Linked DNA regions of Homo sapiens: region 1 is linked to region 2. A link is an interaction called in ENCODE POLR2A ChIA-PET data of the cell type or tissue named here. Cell type or tissue: MCF 10A. All regions are shown on one strand. Links, peaks and the distances in the headings refer to the core of each region. The heading gives the core; the rest is flanking DNA. Region 1 has its middle 120 kb from the start of FLJ13224. Region 2 overlaps DDX11-AS1 (DDX11 antisense RNA 1).

The links. ChIA-PET counts read pairs that join two places held together with the same protein. Peaks named below come from ENCODE experiments on the same cell type or tissue, not always from the same donor. Only the 100,000 strongest peaks of a DNase experiment are listed, where the experiment ranks them.
Region 1: POLR2A ChIA-PET joins it to region 2 with 5 read pairs; 2 of 35 experiments call an interaction of 5 or more read pairs at or near these places.

What each region holds. Positions count from the first base shown.
Region 1 is chr12:31,203,251-31,208,629 of GRCh38, reverse strand. No RefSeq gene overlaps it. Among named protein-coding and RNA genes, the nearest start is that of FLJ13224, 120 kb to the left of the region's middle. In MCF 10A, for the core only: no CTCF peak of the experiment used is centred there; DNase peaks (open chromatin) are centred at 2,499 and 3,429.
Region 2 is chr12:31,032,945-31,038,323 of GRCh38, reverse strand. All of the region lies in intron 2 of DDX11-AS1 (DDX11 antisense RNA 1), which reads left to right. Among named protein-coding and RNA genes, the nearest start is that of TSPAN11-AS1, 30 kb to the right of the region's middle. In MCF 10A, for the core only: no CTCF peak of the experiment used is centred there; no DNase peak of the experiment used is centred there.

The DNA of each region.
Region 1 (5,379 bases), core at 92-5,091, 170 kb before region 2:
TACACTCTTTGGCCTAGCAATGAGAGATATAAACCAGGCGTGGATAAGGAGCTATACAGGAAAATTTCCTAATATAGCATCTGCAATAGTTTGTAAAAGAGGTGGGGGGCAGGAAAAGGGAAAGAGAGAAGGTGGAGGAGGAGGAGAAGGAGAAAGAAGGAGAGAAGAGAAAAGAAAAGAAAAGAGAGATGTAGGAGAAGAAAATTTTTTCCTGCTCACTCTTTTCATTCAGATTGAGATATTGCTGGGAAGGAATAATCTTTGCTACGTCAGGAGCCAAAATTGCAAATAATACTGACACATCAAGGAAGTAGGGTGGAAAGAATTTAGGAAACTGTTTGATGGCATGCATGAGCTGCTGAACCAATGCCAGTCCTCCATTCTCAGGATTTGTGCCAAATGAGATTATAAATGTTTGATTTTTTAAAAGTCTGTTTAGGTATTCTGTTACTTGCACCTGACAAAGATGTTCTTACTTTTCTTTTTCAATTCCTTTCCTCCTTTATTCTATAGCATCATTATATAGAACTTACGACATCTCATTTCTTTTTAGTTGTTTCTATATTGATTTCAGGAAAATCATTTTGGAGAGCGCTTGGCTGACATGAGTAATCCATTGTTCATACTAATGCTCTTTATGACTAGAATTTTGTAGGGTGTGTTTGGTGGTTAGGGGTGTAATATTTAGTCTCTGTAGAGGCTTACCCAGTGTTTACTGTGTCAGTAACTGTTCTAATCACTTTAAATATATTACTTGTTCAATTTCCACAACAAGCTTATAAGGTATGGTATTGTGATTATTCCCATCTATAGACAAAGGAAGGGAAGCACAGGGAATTCAAATAACTCATCCAAGGTTGATCATCTGAGAAGTGGTAGAACCAAGATCCAAACACTCACCATGAGGCTCCAAGGCCTTTGTCCTTCTCTGTAACTACCTTACAAGGAAAGGAATGAATGTTTTACACACAAACCAAATTCTTAATATGTTAATATTTTAAAGTCAGGTTGAGTAATTGTAGTTTTCTGAAAGCTACTGTCTATGAAAAGAGTCAAACTCTGTAAAATATTTGGAGAGAGTTATTCTGAGCCAAATATGCATGACCATGGCCCATGAAGACACAGCCCCAGGAGATCCTGAGAACATGCGCTCAAGGTGGTTGGGCCACAGTTTGAATCTACATGTTTTAGGGAGACATACGACATTAATCGATACATTTGTGGTACACGTTGGTTAGGTCTAGAAAGGCAGGACAGCTCAAAGGGGGCAGGGAACTGTGCTTCCAGGTCCTAGGTGGATTCAAAGATTTTCTGATTGGCACTTGATTAACATAGTTTATCTAAAGAGCTGGAATCGATAGGAGGAAGTGTCTGGGTTAAGATAACGGGTTTTGGAGACCAAGATTCTTATTATGCAGATGAAGCCTCTGCGTAGCAGGCTTCAGAGAGAACAGATTGTAAATGTCTCTTATCAGACTTAAAAAGGTGCCAAACTCTTAGTTAAGTCTCTCCTGGATCAGGAAAATGACCTGGAAAAGGATGGCGATTCTCTGTAGAATGTAGATTTTCCCCACAAAAGACAACTGTGCAGATCCATTTCAAAATATGTCAAAGAAATATATTGTGGGTGCGGGGCTTAAAACCTGGATGGCAGATTGATAGGTGCAGCAAACCACCATGGCACATATATACCTATGCAATAAACCTGAACATTCTGCACATTATACCAGAAGTTAAAGTAAAATTTTTAAAAAATGATCATGTTCGAGTAAAAAAAAGAAAGAAATATATTTGAGGGTAAAATACTTCAATTTCTTTTAGGCCCTGTTATCTGTCATGTTGATGTCTTATTGCTACAAAGAGTATTTTGTCTTAAGCTCTCTGTTTTGATGTTAATGCTGATCAGCAGTGCCTGTATTCCAAAGGGGGAAGGTGTAATCAGATACATCTGACCTCCCACTCCTATCATGGCCTGAACTAGTGTTTCAGATTTACTGTAGGATGTCCTTGGCTGACAGAAGGGGTTCATTCTATTGGTTGGGGGGCTTAGAATTTTATTTTTGGTTTACACTACAACAAAAGTATAACTTTCTTGTGCCAAGGTGTTGCATTTACCACAGGCCTTTCCCAACAGAGTGCATTCGGTCCTAACCACACTCTGCCTGAGAGACTACCTCTGCTTCCACTAGTAAGAAGCTCTGGAAATGTTTATAACTTGTTGTAACGGCTTTAATGCCAAATAAAACAAGTTTACACACCCTGATTATGTTCAGTAGTGGTAACTCAGAGGAGAGCACTGTGAGCCTGCCCTCATGACACAGCCCCACCACAGATACTTATGCTTGTGGGTCTTTACACAAAGAGAGGCCTTAAGGGAGAGAACAGATGAGCATTGCTTACCATTGGTTGGTATGAACCAGCTGCCTACTGAGGCTCTGGACAAAGGGCTTCTCAAGAACAGGTTTTGCAGAGGGAATGACGGGTTCCCATTTGTCCCATGACTCATGGTAAGTTCCTGGCAAATTTCCCTAAACCCTTCATCAATTGGCTACGAAGAAACACTGCATGCTTTGCAAAGTGATCACAGCCAAAAGTTGCAAAATGATTTGAATTATTTCCAGAAGCTTTGTATTTTCTTAATATCAAAAATGATCAATACTACCTAAAGATTCATACTTTAAAGAAAGTGAAGCAAGAAAGGTGGTGAAAACACAGGAGAGAAGTTATATTCTGAAAATGACTTTGGAAGAGTGAATAGATCTTCACTAAGCTTGGAAGCATAATTTATTCTTTTTCTTATTTTTCTTTTTACTTTTCATGAGTATATATTAATTTTTATTTTTTAATAGTATATATTACCTATAAACTTCAGTTACTTTGCATTGTAGGGAAAGGCATCTTGAATATAAAATGTTTTCTTATATTAAATATATGAATATTCACTGCCATAAAAGCAGACAATGTTTATTAATAACATTATTCCAAAGTATTCACAATATACTCAGACTTGGACTTATGTCTTACTTGTGTTTTATTTTGACAATTACTGAACTCATTTTTTTAATTTCATAAAATAAATTGCTGCTGTTAAAAAATTATAATAAAAGGCATCCCAGATGCATTTTTTTAAAACATTAGAGCAATGATCTTAAAGTTAGAAGCATTGATTTAGATTTTGTTTAGAATCCTTTTTTGTAGTAATGGTAAGGAGGCTTTAGCCCAGCATTGCACTTTTATAGTTGTAATGAAACACATCTCTGCTTTACAGGATGAGGAAGTGAACATTGGAATGTATGTGAATAAAGAGGGATTTTTTTCATATGCTGGAAACGGCATTCCCAGTTTGCCTAACAGACAACCCACACCATCATTTTTCCCACTCTCTCCACACCCTTAACTTTATGAATGAGATCCTTCTTGTCTAGTAAATGATGAAATCTTTTCCCACAGTAGAAGGGGATTTCCCATGCGTAGACTGAGAATTAGAAACAACTGCTCTGTATCCTGTATGCAAATAACATTGTTATTGTACTGTAAAAAACTTACGTATGTCTGTGTTCATGTGTATATGTGTTCTGTTATTCTTACTGTTTCCCATTTAAACAGTTAGAAGACTTTTACCAAATTTAGAAGGTGTATTAGGGAGGTCTATATTTATATCTATCTCTCAATTTGGATAATGTTTATGTACAAAGTTCACTTTTGAGATCTGGGGGAAAATCTAAAAAAATGAACAATCATACCTTAAGTCAGATGTAACTTAGAGAGTTGGAGGCAAGTATAAATAATATTAATAGAATTACTCCATATGTATTATAATTCCATGGAATAAGAAAATAAATCATAATTCTAAACATGAGTCCCAGATAGAAGGTTAGGGCATTTACTCCAAATTTTAGGTGCTAACTGGCAATCTAGAAAATTCTCATATGTGCAAGTCAGTGTAGTATGCTCATATATTTATTTATCAGAGGGGTATTATTCAAATATTTAATAGTTATGATTTCTTCAATCAAATCAGATAGATGAGATTGTATGTGTGTTTATAAAGATGAATTTAATTCTCCTTATAAAAGATAAGTGCACTGCAAGATCCACCTTCTACTCAACAAATTCAAACATTTGTACTAATTTGTCTTTTGGAAATTTCTTATATTAACTTTCCTGTTATCGATGTTAGATTTGGATTTCTAAATTGTAATGGGTTAATAAAGTCTGAGAAAGCATTTGATCTCCAGATGTGCCCTACTATTGGTATGATTTATATTTTGCATTTTAATTAGTAAAGATGCTCTATATGTAAGTACATGCCTGACTGTGTTCCTCAAATAGTAAGTGATCATTTTAGATTCACACTTTGGAATGAGTGTTGTAGCAAGGGGTAACGAAACCCCAAGGAATCAGTAACAGGCAAACATAAAGAGAGGTAGGTTTGGGTGTTGCTTTTCACAAAGAACAACACAAGTAGTCACTAATCTGAGACTGTTAGCCAACTGGGATATAAAGAGGAAGGAGTAGATTGAAAGCATAAAGTCCATTGTCTTAGTCAAATGATTAAGGGCAATTGTCTTTAGATTTGGCCAAAATTTCATAGGTAAAGAAGTGCATGATAACAGGCTTTTTAGAAAGGGTTATGTGAAAATAGAGTAACAATAAAATAAAAGCTAATGTCTCATTAAGTTGACCATACCCTAAATACAGATACTGGCTTTAATCTTTTCTAGTTCTCTGTAATATATAGCAGTGGGAAACCAGCAGAAGACATTATTAGTCAGAAAGATGCGTCTGCTTCTCACTGCATTACAAAACCTGTGTAAAACCTCTGGATAGAAAGCTAGCACCCCAATAATGGGTTTGCTTTAAAAGTCTGGGAGTCAAGAGTGCTTACTTCAAATGCAGCATAGGATGGGTTGAATGGAAAGAAGTGAATGGAAAGAAGCTCTCCTCCTGGGAGGGTTAATATTCTCCTATTTTGCTCCCCAAGAATATGGTTAGTTGTACACAGACACAAGATTCTATGGAAAACCTGAGACTGACTAAAAGTCATGATTGACTCAAGAAGTGCTTGCATTCATATACCACCCATTGGAAATTCAACAATGAATAAAACATGCAGGCTGTATCTCTGAGATTCCCACAGCCAAGTGGCATGTATTACATAAAAACTAAATATTTGTAGTGTGACATGACATCCTGTAATAGAGATGAGTACCTGTGTTATGGGAGCTAAAAGCAGCAACAACTAACTTCAGCTTGGGAATTATGAAAGTTTGAACCGAATCACAAAAGAACAAGGAGGATATATGTACCTGGTAGACAGGAAGTCATATAAAGAGAGGTTCTAGACAGAAGACTGAGCCCACAAATACACATGTAGAG
Region 2 (5,379 bases), core at 254-5,253:
AACATACACCTTCCCAGTGATGGAGGGAAAGAGCTCTCTAGAGGGTGCAAGAGGACAAGAGGAGAAGAGGAAGGGACCTGTTCTTAGTCTGTGAAGTCTCTGGCTTATATGTCAGGGTGAGGGTGGGGACCAGTTTCTGGAGCACAGAGCTTCTTCTGAAGCTGTGAGTAAACCATCAGGAAGGTGGGAAGAAGTTGTGGAAGCAACTTTGGAAATTCCCTGGTACCTCAGAGGTCTAGGTCAGAAGACATGCGTGCCAAGGGAAGGCAAGGAAACCTACTCATAGGTAGTAGGTAGCCAAGAAAATAAAATAGCAGATTAAGCCAGTGTCAGGAAGGTAAGTACCCAAGTGTGTGGATGGACAGGCAGGTAGATGACATGAATACTTGGTCTAAAGGTGTGCAGGGCTGGGCGCTGTGGCTCATACCTGTAATCAGAACACTTTGGGAGGCAGATCACTTGAGGTCAGGGGTTTGAGACAAGCCTGACCAACATGGTGAAACCCTGTCTCCACTAAAAATACAAAAATTAGCCAGGTGTGGTGGCAGGTGCCTATAATCCCAGCTACTCAGGAGGCTGAGCCAGGAGAATTGCTTGAACACTTTGGAAACAATGTCACAAGCTGCGGATATAGTCCACGGTAGAACTGAAACGATGACCTTATTTCCTAGCACTGTGCCTTCATCAACGGGCTTCTTAGCTCTTGGTCTCTAGAGAGAACCCCTCACATACACACATCATGTTGTCTATGCATCAGCTAAGCACAGTACAGCTGGGGCCCCTTGCACACAGAGACCAAGATGTGGAAGGACGGAAGCCAGGCCAGGCAGGGCCAGGGAAGCCACTGCCTCTCATCTCCACTTTGCGCTTCCTGGCAGGAGCAGGAGAAGGTGAGGATCTCAGCCACCTCTGCTGTGGGCCACATGCTGCAGCAACTAAAAACATGTAAGCCTGGAGGCATCACCCCCCAAAATTTTTTCACACTTCTGATATCATTGGTGCTCAGCATTCAGGAAAATAACATGGAAGTGCTCCAGGTACACTGGCTGTCACTTGTCTGGCCACTGCCAGGCCTGATATGTGTCCCCTTTCCTTGAGAGCAGGGCCCCTTCCCTGTGGCCATTTCCATGAGCCCAGCCTTGCCTGTAGGCTCTACATTCACCTCTTTGACATTGTCCTCTGGGTGGCTCTGAACATATCTGCCCTCTCTTTATGACGGAAGGGCTTCCACTCAGCCCCTTGGCTGGAGAGTCACAGGAGTGAGGTTGAGGCCTCCCTTCTCTCCATCCCATAGGCCTGGGGAAAGGCTCTGGCGGTGTGGGCTGACATGATTGGCTGGTCCTCACTCATCCAGCCATTGCTGCGTGCCACGCTCAGCGACCACATGCATGTAGGTCCTGGAGGAAATCTGCAAGTACCTGGTGAGTGAGGGTCTCAGGAGAGGCTGCACACAGTCCTCATGCTGAGCCCTCAGTAGCGGGTTCCGTGGGCACAGAGGGGTGGGCTGCCAGAGAGAGGTTCCTGTGCTCCTTGTTTCTCACTCCTTCACATGAGCCCACTCTGAGAACCCACAGCTGGGGTGCCAGTCCCTGGTTCTCTGTATTTGACTCTCTGGGCATCCAGATCACTGCCTCAAAGGCTGGGGAGGTCATGCCAGGTCCCTGGATGGCAACTGGCCAGAGGTCTTCTGGTTGGAGTGGCAGGGAGAGAAGAGGGCAGGAGCATCAGGCCTCTGGTCAGTTGGCATGGGGTGAAGGGTCTGTGGCTCCTGCAAATTCAAGAACAAGCCAGGGCTCAGGAATCCCTGTTGAAAAGCAAACATTTAAGGGCTAAGAAAGTAGGTTAAGAGCTCAGATGAGTCATTCTAAGGATTTATAGCATAAATCCTTCACATAGGGGGAGCATTTTACAAAGCACTTTTCCATTTATTACCCACGGGCACTTGTCATGGTGTGTGGGAGGTTGGGCGGGATTGCCTTCCACTCTACTCTCAAGAAAGTGAAGCCAGTGGGTGCCAGGTCCAACTTTCAAACCCAAGGCTCCCAGCCCCATGGAGTTGTTTTCTCTCACATCCTGTGGGTTCCCAGAAGCAGTAAACTTCCTGCTGCAGAGGGGTGGGGGTCTGAGTCTGCAGGGTCCAGCAGTCAGAGCTGCCTGAAGATGCACTGCTGCTGCTGGGGACAGTGGGGAGGCCGTGGCTGCCAGGAGGCCTTCTGCAGGACTCCCAGTGGCTCCTCTCCTGGTCAGCACCGCCCATGGCTGTAGAAGGAGAGGTTGCCAGGAAGAGGGTCTCTGCAGAGGGAGTCTAGAAAGTGCAAACATTCCTCCCACATAAGAAACTTTTCATCTTCCTTGAAGCAGAGGGCAAGGTCGCTGGGAGCTGGGGCTGGCGAGGGGCGAGTCAGTAGGAAAGAAAGCTTCAGGAGACCGGCGAGGGTCTGTCATAGCCATTGGGGGAGTAGGACATAAAGCTGGCCAGAGACCACAGGACTTACGGGCAGCACCAAGGACGAAGCAGAGGCCAGGAGCTCATACCCGTCTAGATCCATGAGGCCATGTGGTCTCAGCAGCGCTCAGCCGCCCCACACAGGACAGAGAAGGTGGCAGCTGGACTGAGTCAAGGGGAGTCCTCCTGTGATTGTCCCCAGGGGCAGACGGTGAGGTCAAGGGGATGAGGGATTGCTGAAGTAACTGATGGGATGGGCCATGGAGAAGCAAGTGAAGAGGCTGAGGGGACTCAGGGAGGGTCCTAGGAGGAAATAGAAAGCCTAAGTCCTTGATGTGGCACAGGGCCACTGGGTAACAAGGCGGAGAACAGCAAGCACAAGAAATTGTCAAGGAGGAGACACCAGCCTGCGGCTTCAAGAGGTGGTGTATTACTCATTGCTAAGGAGGAAGAGGGTAATTGGACTGGGATGCTGGAGATGGAGCCCTGGGCTCTAGCCAGCATAGGGCTGCCAGACGTAGCCACCAGCTCTGAATTCTCAACTCCGATTCTGGGATAATATCCTGACTTTGCTGAGCACAGATCTTTTTTTTTATTATCATTTTTCAATAGAGACAAGATCTCCCTCTGTCACCCAGGCTGGAATACAGTAGAGGGATCATAGTTCACTGTAACCTCAAACTCCCAGGCTCCAGCAATCCTCCTGCCTCAGTCTCCTGAGTAGCTAGGGCTGCACATGCATGCCACCATGCCCAGCTAACTTTTTAAGTTTTTAGTAGAAATGGAGTCTCTCTATGTTGCCCAGGCTGGTCTCAAACTCCTGGCCTCCAGCGATCTGCCTGCCTCAGCTTCCCAAAGTTCTGAGATTGCAGGCTTGAGTCACTGTGCCAGAACTATGCATACCTTTGACTTAATAGCAACCTTGACCTGGAGCTCATCCTTTAAAAATCAAATTTTAAAAAAATATGATTTCAAAACCACACATAGTAAAGAATTTGGAGAATACAGAACACCAACACAGAAAAGATTAATACAGAAAATCAATACAGAAGAGAAGTTAGAAATCTCCTGCAAACCTACCACTGGGATTTAGACATGATTAATTTGGGGTTAGCTCTTTCCAGTTTGCCTTTTTTTTTCTTTTTCTTTTCTTTATTTTTTTAATTTTTTTTTATTTTTTGCCTATTCAGGAGCATTTTAGTAATGTATCCTCCAACTTACTGGGGCTTGGAGCTCTGTGACTCAGTTTTCCTGGTTAGAAGATATGATGGCCACATGCCAACAAATTTCTGGAACAGCTTTCATGTGGTTTCCTCATACCTGCAGCCAGGAGGGCTGCATATCTCTCCATCCTAGGCAGTGAGGATCAGAGAGCCGGGTGATGGGTGCAGAGCCATGCAGCAGGCCCATGGGCTCCAGGGTTCCTCACCTTAACCCAAGTGGGTGCCAGAGAAAAATCTCACCTCGAGAGGAGGCACAGACACCAGGCTGCCAGGGCCGTGCACCACAGGTCAGATCCATCCAGAATCTCCCACGAGCTGTTCTCATGCCTCTGTGACACAAAGTCAGAAAAGCAGTCAGTCCCAGAAGAGAGTTTACAACTTGCTTTTTGAGCCAATCAGACCTTTGAACAAAATGTCCTCTTTTCCACAGTGTATCTGTCCTATTCACCTTCAGTTTGGAGAGCTGTTCTGACCTTTCTTAACGAAATGAGTGTCTCCCCTTCTTCGGCGAATAATAAATTCAGTGTCTGCTTTAGACAGCTTTGGTGACCTTTGTGTTCTTCTGTGGCATGAACCTCGCTTTAGTCATCGCTGTGGCCAGTGGATAGCCACTCTCTTCTGAGGGCTGTCACAGAATTCCTCCTTCTGAGAGGTTTATTGGTGATGGGGTAGGGGGTGGTCAGGGGTCCCAAGCCTCCCGGGCGAAGGCCAAGCCCTGCTTTCTTTACCAAGTTGCTCAGAGGTCTCCACTTGCAAATCATTAGCCTCATTGGGTTGGCACTCGTCCACTTGCATTTCTAGCTGGGACATTCTCTTCTATGAAAATAGTTTGTGGATATGACGAGTGGGCAGAGGAGTTTGTTTCTGTTAAGGAGTTGCTGATGGTAGGGCAATGATTCCAACTTCCATTGTTCAGCCAGATTCCTTCATTCCCCAAACTGCTCTGGATTTAGCCTAATCTTGGAAGTCAGAGTCCTGTTTGACTAACGAGAAAAATCAGAACTTCTGGGTAAAGTTACCAGACATTCACTATTGGGAGGAAATAGCTCCAGACTTGGGCTTGCCACTGTCCTTCCTTGCCCCCTCTTGGATGGAATAGTTGGGAACTCTTCCCCTCCCTACCTCCCCAGTCTTCCCCAGGGTGAGAAGAGCTTTTTTATTCCTATTAGCCATGATTTCAAGCCAACATTGAAAACGTTTTGATTTCCTGGATCGTGGGGGAAGCTTCTGTCTGGGCATCCCAGCCTCACATACTGAGTGCCTCTTCGAGCCCTGTGTGGTGAATCAAGTGTGCCCTCCTGAAAGCCTCCTTGACTCCAGGTGCAGTCAGTGTATTTTCTCCTACACTATTGGAATCAGGGCTTCTTGAATCAAACCTGCAAATTTATGCAAACACTATGCTAACATTTTTGACAAAAACTGGCAAAGGAAGGCCTTTTGCAGGTGAAGTGCAGCTAACACCTAATGGCTAGCAGAGGGCTGTTTGGGGTGGGGACTCAGGTGAGAGTTGAAGCAGAGGAGTGGGAGGAAGGAGGGTTGGTTGGTGTCTGCAGCAGTGATGGAAGATGCTGGGGCCTTCCTCCTCCCCTGCCTTCCAACATGGGAGTAACCAGTGAAGGAGCAGACAGAGAGTCAGGGACTCCCTGTCTCTTTTTCACAGTTGAGACATCTTCAGAGCTGGGGTGAGGACTGAATCTCTTAGCCCCTCTT